Regions from separate parts of the Homo sapiens genome. Here region 2 is linked to region 1. A link is an interaction called in ENCODE POLR2A ChIA-PET data of the cell type or tissue named here. Cell type or tissue: endothelial cell of umbilical vein. All regions are shown on one strand. Each heading gives the region's core, and the rest is flanking DNA. Links, peaks and the distances in the headings are about the cores only.

Evidence for each region. ChIA-PET counts read pairs that join two places held together with the same protein. Peaks named below come from ENCODE experiments on the same cell type or tissue, not always from the same donor. Only the 100,000 strongest peaks of a DNase experiment are listed, where the experiment ranks them.
Region 2: POLR2A ChIA-PET joins it to region 1 with 8 read pairs; 3 of 35 experiments call an interaction of 5 or more read pairs at or near these places.

What each region holds. Positions count from the first base shown.
Region 1 is chr13:97,398,494-97,403,876 of GRCh38, forward strand. No RefSeq gene overlaps it. Among named protein-coding and RNA genes, the nearest start is that of RAP2A, 33 kb to the right of the region's middle. In endothelial cell of umbilical vein, for the core only: no CTCF peak of the experiment used is centred there; no DNase peak of the experiment used is centred there.
Region 2 is chr13:97,112,885-97,118,267 of GRCh38, forward strand. No RefSeq gene overlaps it. Among named protein-coding and RNA genes, the nearest start is that of LINC00456, 64 kb to the right of the region's middle. In endothelial cell of umbilical vein, for the core only: a CTCF peak has its summit at 2,382; DNase peaks (open chromatin) are centred at 2,797 and 4,007; H3K27ac peaks cover 1,263 bases.

The DNA.
Region 1 (5,383 bases), core at 146-5,145:
TTCTTGACTCTTCTAGCTTCTGCTGGTGGCTCTCAGTCCTTGGCATTTTTTGGTTTGCAGCTGCATGGCTCCACTCTGTCTCTGTCATTACATGGCCTTCCCCTTGTATGTCTCTACCTTCATGTCTCTACCTTCACATCATCTTATGAACACACTTGTCATATTAGATTAGAGCCCACCCTAATGTCTTCTTCTTAGCTCTATTATATCTGCAAAGTCCCTATTTCCAAAAAAAAAACCACATTCACAGGTATGGAGTTAGGACTTAAAACGTATGTTTTTGGGAGGACACAATTTAACCCATAGCTATAATAAGGGGGGTTGAATAAAGATTGCTTTCTATAGATTGCAAAGAATTAATAAAATATTTCGATCATGGTTTCTGTTGCTTTTCAGTTAGGAGACATGACCCACAGGGAATGTGATGGCCAAAGCCACAATGCCTCAGGGAGAGCCTTATGTTTGTTTGTTTGTTTCTGTTTTGTCTGCAGAATGAAGCAATTGGAATACAAGATCTTTTAACTTCCATTCTGGATACAACAATCTGTGATTTATCAACATCTAGCACATTTCTGACTGAACTCAACATTTATTGTACTTGGTAATTTTGATTTGCAAATATATTTCATTGTTTATAAGTTTGCATTGACCAGACTAATTTTACTTAGCCTGTGTTGTAGGGGTAGGCCCTTGCTTTCTTTCAATACACATAAGAAACTTCAGTAACCCTTCCTAAGACGTCATAGTCAAGTTTGGCCCAAAAGGCCAAGTGGGCTGTCTGCAGCTAGAACAAATATATCTAGCATTTTTTGTACCCTTATATTGTGATAACCTCTTAACATGAAGTGTCTCATTTAATCTTTACAATAAATTGAATGATTGATTCTATTATGAGCATCCCTATTTATAGATGAGAAAACTGAGGACTAGAAACTTTAGATAACTTAACAAGTCACAAAGTTTGTAGTGAAGTGAAGATTCAAACACAGCCAGTCTGCCTCTAGATCCCTAGTGTTTTGCTACCTTATTACTCCAAATGTGGTCCTTGAGCCAGCCACAGGACTACCTGAAGACTTGCTAGAAATGCAGAATCCCAGGCTGCACCCCAGACCTACTCCCAAGGGACCCATATGCACATTAAAGTCTGAGAAGTGGTGCTGTGGTACTCAGGACCAATCCCCCTTCAGATACTCTATTGACTCTGCAAAGCAGTGAATGAAGACCAATGACAACACTGGACCATTTTGATGTTCCTTGTTAGTAACAATTCAAAAGAATTGTCATTGGATGCAAAGACATCCAAAGACATCATATGTCTCTAATTTTACTCTTGTTCCTTCTTGATCTGCTCTCCCTCCACATGGCAGCCAGCACTTTCATAAAATAGAAATCAGATCACGGCATCATTCCCATCAGAGATGGATCCAGGCTTTGTGAGGCTGGAAACTTATAAAACTGGGGAAGGGAGTTCTTAAAGAAAAAGAACCCCCAAATAAATATAAAGTTAAATACAAAACTAAATATATAGAAAAGCCATTTTTATAAATTATCCATTGGACACACTACTATGATACGTTTAATTTAAATTTCTCACGGCATCGCCTTTGATTACATCCTCATATAACACTTTTTTGTAATATCATTTCCTATACAGATAACAAAAAGGTAATTCAATCTTACTTGTAGTGTGGTTGGAAGAAATTTGCTTTTTAATGTAGATGTTTTTGTATTGATAATTTAACATGCAACTTCACACATATACATACGCACACGTATCCTCACTGCTTATCATACAAACACAAGAATTCTAAGTTCTATTTTACACAATTCTTATTTGAAAAGGAAAAAAATTGGCATTTATAATTGTGCTTTGTTATCCTAAAAGATAAGTATAAATAAAGAATAAATCCTCTGCTTAGAATTGTAGGCATCTGATGACTAGAATGTCCCATGGACTAGCATTCACCACATATACCTCAAATCGTTTCCTTTCCACTACCTGCTTACTCCCAGGGCTGAGTGCTGTAAGACACACTCACATTGCGATGAAAACCAATGGTCGTACACTGTACTTCATGTCATAGTACTGGGTAAGCAGCACCTATACTGAGATGGCTAACAACATTAGCCAAACACAGAAATGGCTATGAGCCATGTAACTGTATTTCACCAAGCCCAAGCTAGATGTATACCAGTCAACTTCTTTGGAGCCAAAGATCAAAAATGACTATGGCCAGTCCAATGCCACTCCACAAAAGGGAGTGTGATGGAACAGATGTCAGTATGGAAAAAGAGAGTGGTCCTAAACAATTGCCAATTTTATAAAACCATGACCTTGCATGACCTTGAACACATACAAAGCTACAAAAGCTACAGTTCCTCCCAGGTTTGGTTTTCTTTTCGTTTTCTTTCTGTTTTTTTTTTTTTTTTTTTTTTTTTGAGACGCGGTCTTGCTCTGTTGCCCAGGCTGGAGTGCAGTGGCATGATCTCAGCTTACTGCAACCTACTCCTCCAGGGTTCAAGCGATTCTCCTGCCTCAGCCTCCTGAGTATCCGGGATTACAAGAGCATGCCACCACACCTGGCTAATTTTTGTATTTGTAATACAGACTGGATTTTACCATGTTGGTCAGGGTGGTCTCAAACTCCTGACCTCATGATCTGCCCACCTCAGCCTCCCAAAGTGCTGAGATTACAGGTGTGAGCCACCTCCCAGGTTCTTAAAAGGACTCACACAAGTGGTAGGTCCTGAAGCTTAAGCTTCATTAGTTTCATGGCAAATCTGCCTCTATCCTCTATTTTAAACAAACAAGTAACAATGACAAGAAACTTTCACTCTTCTCTGACTTCCCACTGCTCTTAGGATAAAATTCAACCACTTTGCCCTGACCGACACCTTCTCCAACCTCATCCATTACCATGTTCCCCTGAGCAAACTACCATCTAACCCCTCTGAATGCTTCCATTTCTCAAAGGACACAGAGTTCTTTCTGCCTCCTGAATTCCCTTCCTTCTGCCTGAAATGCTTGTCTTCTCTCTTGGGTCGTAGCAAAATCATTTTCTTCTGAAGGCGATATGACCTCATCCCAGACCTCAGGTGGCATATTTCATCTCTGCACTATGTTTATTGCTGCCATAGCAGCTATCACATTGTGTAACCATCTTGCTCATCTCTGTATCAGTTGCATTATCTGCCTCTCATTGGAATTTAATCTCTGTGATGGTAGGTCCCTTGCTTTGTTCACCACCTTTATTAGTCAGTTTTCATGCTGCTGATAAAGATGTACCTGAGACTAGGTAATTTATAAAGAAGAAGAGGTTTAACGGACTCACAGTTCCACTTGGCTGGAGAGGCCTTACAATCGTGGTGGAAGGTGAAAGGCACATCTTACATGGTGGCAGGCAAGAAAGAATGAGAGCCAAGCGAAAGGGGAAACCCATTATAAAATCATCAGATCTCATGAGACTTATTCACTACCATGAGAACAGTATGGGGGAAACTGCCTCCATGATTCAATTATCTCCTACTGGTTCCCTCCCATAACATGTGGAAATTATGGGAGCTACAATTCAAGATGAGATTTGGGTGGGGACACAGTCAAGCTACATCACCACCATATCCCCTTTGCTCACAACGGTGTCAGAACACAGCAGACTTCAATTCGTATTTGTTGAGTGAATCATTAGTAAATCTGGGATGTCAGAAGAGATAGGCATAAATAAAAAATCTAAAACTATGAAATTAAAATAGTGATTCAATACATTTGCTACACCCACTCTACATTCTTGGCTAAGGAGCTAAGCAGAGATCCACTTATTTAACAAGTATTTTTGAGCCTCTAATGCGTGTATTACAAAATGCTAGAAAACATGAAAAACAAAGGGCTTATTTCCTTATTAGATTGTAAACAATCTGAAACCATCATAGTCTTGCTATAATTTACAGAAAGAAAAAAACAAACAAATGGAAACAAAATACATGATACATATTGAGATATCTCATGACGAGTTCCAAATTATTAAATAGTGAATGTCATGGGCGATTGGTGAGAGCTGGAGATGTGATGGAAGTCTCCCTAGAGAAGTCTCTTGAAATGGATCTGGAGAAGTGGTAAATACAGAAATTGGCCAAGCGAGAAGCCTGAGAAGCAATAGGAATAAAAATGCACAGGTGGGTGATTAGAATGGATGGGGGTTCTATGCTCAAAGGAGGGAGTGGCACACAAAAAACGGGGGGGGGGGGGACATTGGCTTTTGCAAGACAGCCAGAACCGAAAAAGTGAATAGCAGAGTGGAGCTGCAGTGTGCTGTCAGATCCTCCTGCAGACTGAAGTACTTACTCTGCAGGGTCCAGGAGTGCTGCAGCAGTCAGTTCTTCTGGAATTGCATTAACTAAAGAGAAATGCCTGATCCAAAGTCTCACTCCGTCTCCTCGCATGCCCCTTGTCCAGTTGGTTGAAGGAAGAGGATGAAGGCCCACAACCTTGCCCCAAATCAGAGTAACTCTGAAGAGTCATCCTCAGGTGTTCATGGGGCCAGCTGAGGCCTTTTTGAGACTGCAACAGAGCCCAGCTTCTCCTTCTGCCTCACTGTGCTTCCTGCCCTCCCTTCCACATGGGTTGGTCCCAGGTGTCTTCCCTAAAAATCTTCATGCCCACTGGTCCCCACCTCAGAGATGACTTCCCAGGGAATCCAAACTGCTATCAATAGGTAAATCCATCATTTGTCAATTCCATTATTGAAGCACTTGATTTTCTTTCAACTGATGCAAGAAATAGATTTTAAATTCATAATTCGATTCTTTTTTGACAAAGAAAATAATTTGCCTGTAAATGTATCTTGCCTAAGATAGTACTAAATTAATCACAAAGAAGAAAAAGGAGAATGATGAAAAGAAAGAACTCAAAGCTGAAATATTTTTTATTATGATTTCAAAAAGTAGCAAATTTTCACACATTTTAAGGAGAAATATAGCCTTTAAAAAAAAAAGGCACTAGTAAAAGTCATGTTTCACTTGGTCCAATTTTTTTTTAGTCTTTTACATTCCTGAGCCCTGTGGCAATACTTCTTTCAAAAGAAACCAGAAAAAATAACCAAATTAATTCTATGTAAGCCAGGTATCATCATATAAGATGAAAGTTTGTATTTGTTCAATACAATTCTGGAACTAAATTCAATTGTAGAACACAAGGGATATAAAACTCTAGAATCTGGTCTACCCAACCCATCAAAGCCATTTCACAGCTAACTGAAGTGATTTGTCTATGTTGTTACATATTGTCTGCAAGCTTGAGTGGGGCACACTTGGGAATTAATACAGTTGATGGGTACTATTGATAAAAGCAACCCTTAAGAAAGCAACGAGTAATTAAAGAAACACATAT
Region 2 (5,383 bases), core at 274-5,273, 290 kb before region 1:
ATTCAAGGAATGCTGGAATTTAATACTGTCTGTGCCACCTTTTTTTTTGCCCTGAATGACTGAATGAGTGAATGAATGAATGAATCACATAGAAAACACCTTGTCGTTTCAACTTAATTCTGAAAATACATTCAAATGTATTTTTGTGCTTTTTGCTGAGTTTCTACCTGAAACAGATGCCCATCCTTTTCACACCATTGGCAGTTTCGTGTGATTTTATTTTTTCCCTTCCTCAGATTTCCTGGTTACTTTTTTTTTCAAAGCATGAAGCTGTAAAAAGAGTGTGGGATTTGGAACTGGGCTGCCTGCATATTAGTCCCAGACTTGCCCCCGACTCGCTGACAAACCCTGAGCACGCCACTCACCCTGTGAGCCTCAGTTTCCCCACCAGTGAACAGAGACCCAGCCAAGCTCCCGTGAGTTCTGTGAGGATGTACAAAAAAGAGCTTTGAAAAGGTGACATGCAGATGACTCTCTTTCTTTTCTTTTCTTTTCTCTTTCTTTCTTTCTCTCTCTCTCCCTCCCCACCTCCCTCCCTTCCTCCCTCTCTCTCTCTTTCTCGCTCTTTCTTTCTCTTTCTCTCTCTTTCTTTCTTTCTCTTTCTTTCTCCTTTCTTTCTTTTCCTCTACTGTGTCATCTCCATTTGCTTTCTCTAATGTTCTTCTCTTTTCTCTCCTGAAAACTGGCATTTTAAAAACTGTTGCTGTTGCAATGAGTACTTGCCTTTTAAAAATCTTCAAGTTGCTAAGCAGCGTCAGCCCCCCCTTCCCCTTTTGTGCAGCCTGGTTGCCATAGTATCATCTGAGCATGGTAACAAGAGGCAAAGAGCAATCATTTTTCACTAAATAGGGCTGGGCAGACAGATAAACATGCTGCAGTGTTTCCTTACAACCTGTCTCGAGGAAGGGGGGATGCTGCTCTGTAGTACACAACTCTGTTGCTTTCATCAGCCGCTACCTTGGTTTCCTGTTGGCTGAGAGCGGCTCTCCTCACCTGTAGCTCCTGGCATGTCATCCCACCCCTGGCACAGCACTTCCTAAAAAAGGCTTTTGAAGGGATGCTGCTGCTACTCCCTTATTTGTAGCTATTTAGGGCTAAATGCAGACTCAGATCCTTCTCAGATAGTTGCTAAACATAGAACATTGAGTGTGAATCAGTACTGTGACTAAAGTTTCTTGTGTCGTAGCAGGTTTGGAGAAGATAATTAATAAACGTCATCGGAGTGACATCAAAGGGTGTTCTTCAAAAAATGGAAGAGGTTAAGAGAGAGATGAAAATAAAGAACCTACTTGAAATCAAACATGTATTTGAGAAATTTAAATCCAGATTCCTGTTCTTCAGCTCACAAGGTCAGATACATGATTAGCAAGGTTATGAACTGAAGCACGGGGCAGAGTGGGAAGTTTTTCCCCTTGGTCCATGTAGGCAGGGAATGTCCACAGGTATGGGTTGACTCATTAAAATACTGAGACATTTCCCTCTGCATTGGTGCTGCTCTAGCGCACAGTGTCCTCTTAGTGCCCGGCCACCCTCACTCCAACCCCAGGACCCTAGGGGGTCCCCACAACCCACTGTCAAAGGGTTAAGGCTGGCACAGCATGGGGTTCTCCAGGAGCCTGCAATACCCCCACCCCAGCCCCTAGATCTGAGGCCAGCAACTGTTCTGGTGGGTCAGGGTCCCTGCCTTACTCCCTTGTTAAGTCTTAGGAATATCGGCTCCTAAAGCTACCCACATGTACGCCTAACCTTTTTCTAAATAAGTCCATTTTTCTTGTGGAAGCAAAATTTACTCTTCCAGATTAAGCCATCAGCGGAGTGTGCCGCCCTCTGCAGACACTCAGCCTTCTTTGGGAAGACATTCCCTTTGAACTTGGGTTGCAGGATTGAGATGAACAAGCACTGTCACCCCTACTCTCATGCTCGACTGCCCCAGGACAATGACACACAATTGCCAGGCAGCTGCTTAAAATGAGGAGCTCACTCCATGGCTTCAGGGGGCTGTGTGTGTCGATCCTCTGAGCTGATTTCCCTACATCTTAAACATGCATGGCTCAGAGGGACCTACAAAGAGGCCTTTTCAGGCAAGGGCAGGGCTATCCCCAGACTCCTTTAAACAACTTCTCCCTTAAAGCGGAACCAAGTTTCCCCTTCCATGAGTTTTCCAGGACCTTTCCTATTCTTGTGTTTAACAGTTTCTGCCCTTCTTCCTTCCTGCTGGAAGCCACGTTAGGGCTAATAAAATGTCTTGTCAGAGGAATCCTGGAACCCAGGAAGGGAGAGAAGAGATTCCGCAATCTGCACTGGCCAGGCAGGAGCCTCCGACATCAGAGACAGACGGCATCCATCCAGCGTCTCTCAGAAGGAACTGCAGCTGCCTCCCTCAGTTACCCCACCCAGGGTCTGCTGAGCCTTGCTCAAGGAAAGTGCTCTGTGATGTCTAAGGAATGCCTCGTGGAAGTCTGATTTGCTTTTGTCTAGACTTGGGAGGAAGCAGAGGTTAGCTGTCAGAGTGCCCTGTATATATGCCCTTCTGAATCCCAGCTTTCTCGACTCACCCACCTTATTCGTCTATTTGGACTCCCTGATCAAATGAGAAAAGTTTCCCTGTCCATGTGAGTGGTACCTACCACACCCTCCTTAGCATATTGACTGGTAGGTCCCTTGTCTATAGCCTTGTCTGACTGCATAACAAAGCTGTGTTTCCCAAAAAGAACTCCTTCCCCTTTTCCAGATTCTACAAACTTCCACGCTATCCCTAACTTGACTGTGCCTAGAAGGCCATTGGTCAGAGCTTCACAGGGCTTTGGCTGTTTTGCTGGCCAAGTTATTTTTGGATTCAGTCCCAGTGGTATGCTGATAAATGTTTTATAACTGACTGTCAGGGGTATTGAGGGGGGGGCAGCAAAAGAAGAAAAGCCCTGATTTGTGGCAACTGGCGATTTCTCTTTCCTTTCTTTCTTTCTGTCTGTGTTTCTTTCTTTCTTTCTTTCTTTCTTTCTTTCTTTCTTTCTTTCTTTCTTTCTTTCTTTCTTTCTTTCTTTGTCTTTCTGTCTTTATCTCTCTCTCTCTTTTTCTTTTTCTTTTTTTTGATGGAGTTTCTCTCTTGTTGCCCAGGCTGGAGTACAATGGCACAATCTCGGCTCACGACGACCTCCGCCTCCTGGGTTCAAGTGATTCTCCTGCCTCAGCCTCCTGAATAGCTGGGATTACAGGCATGCACCACCACGCCTGGCTGATTTTGTATTTTTTGTAGAGATGGGGTTTCTCCATGTTGGTCAGGCTGGTCTCAAACTTCCAACCTCAGGTGATCTGCCCTTCTTGGCCTCCCAAAGTGCCGGGATTACAAGTGTGAGCCACCGTGCCCGGCCACATCTGACAATTTCTATGGTGTAAAAACTCCCACCATGGTCAACAATAAACTACCAAACTGGAGTCAGTGAATGCCGGACTGTGGGGAGATGTGCCCAGTTGGTTCTTGTGAGCTGGTGCAAGCTGGCTCTAGCACACCACTGAAGTAAACCCTTCTTCACGGGAACGTGGCTGTCCATCTTTTTTCGTGTTTTCTTCCTGTACCTTGTTTCCAACTAACATCTGTCAGGTGTGCCAATTCTTTCAGCCAGTGGTTTCCAATCTGTTTTTGGACAAAAGTCTTAATGTTCATATAAATAAGTGAAGTACATAAATGCAACAGCAGCCTGGTTGGGAAATTGGGGAAGGTTCTGGGCCCTACACTTTCCTAGAACCAGGGAGAACACTAGGAATCACCACTTTAGGGTATTTTCCTCCACTCATTGATGACTTGAAACAATCCCGAATTCTGTGGCGTATATGACATAGCTCTTGACCCATGATTGTTGTGTTGAACTCTTTGGCATAGTTGAAATGAACAATCTTGTGGATTTACTTGGAACCATTTGTAACACCCATTGTTTTCGGCCAGGAGGGGTTCTCAGGAGCTTCATTAATCAACATAACAATGATGACCTTATATGCACTGCAGGACAGGCAGTTACAGTGGGAGCCCTTGCTCTACCAGGACACCTAATTTAAGTGTTTGTCTACAGCTCTGAATGTTCTCTGGCTTCAGCTGTCTACCAAAAACTGAGAGCTATGAGTCACACCACTTAGCTGGCTGCAGGTTTCCAGTCCTGCTTTTTTTCTCAGTCAATACCTTTCTCTCTCTCTTGTTTTCTCTCTCTGTGTTTGGTATTATTTCATGTTAATTCAGATAGCCCTAAAAGATTTTTTAGTATATTTCCCCTCCAACAGAGTGCTTCCATTTTTATTAATCTATATTAATGTATATGTAATATACATTACATATAATGTAAATCATAGTTTAATGGGAATGCACCATTTAATGCATTTCTTTCATTTTGATGGGAGAAATAGCCTTGGAATTTCCTGAGGCTTCAACAATCAAGTTATTAATAGAGAAATAAAGTAAAAATTATAAAGCAGGAAGGGGGCCTATAAAGAAAGACAGAAGACAGAGTTGCAGGAAGGTTTTCCCAGTCTATGAACCCTTGATATCTCTCTGACCCATCGCTGCTTTATGTAGGATCCAAAGATTCTTCTTGTCCCAGTTATTCAAGGCCATGTTCTTAACTCTGAGAGCAGTTGTTAACTGGGACATATCAATGTTTGGGACTGTCTTCAGGCTAAGTGTGAGTTAAGTGGCCTTTCCAGTCTCCCACGCTGTAGGGAGGTACTCACATGCAAAAGCTTAATAGGCTTTAACTTTATGCTAACAGTGTGAAGTGCTAATAGTTGGATTTCAGACATCAAACTGGTTTAGGGCATAGAATGAGGAAACAACTTCTCTAGATGGATGGCCCTTATCAGCGCCTCCAGAATCACACCTGTAGGTCATTGTTACTTCCATTTGCATGTGTGGCCAGCTGTGTTGGTCCGTCAGGAATGCAGAAGACCAATCTGCCCCACATCTCCATTGTTGCTGGACTTCTCCATTTATACATCCTAACGGGCTTCACACAGAACCTATCCAAAACAGAACCACACAAGTTCAAGTTGTATTCCATGCTCCACATCTCAATGAGCAGTTGTTACTCAAGGTTACCCAGACCACAGGTTAGTGAGTCCCATTTGGACTCCTCTCTACCTGCTCTCCATTCAGTTGTCAAGTTCTATCAACTTCTTTTTCAATTTCCTTTCACATTTCTCTTTCTTTCTAGCTCCAATACTATTGCTCTAATTCAGGCTACTTTAATTTTTTCCTAGTCTGGAAGAATGTTTTATTCATAGGACATTTTCAATAACTATCAGTTAAATGGCTGGACGACTATAGAAGCTTCCTTTTAACTGGCAATCCTGCCTCCCAGACAATTGTGCTATATGCCTTTCATTTATACCCCATGCTTTA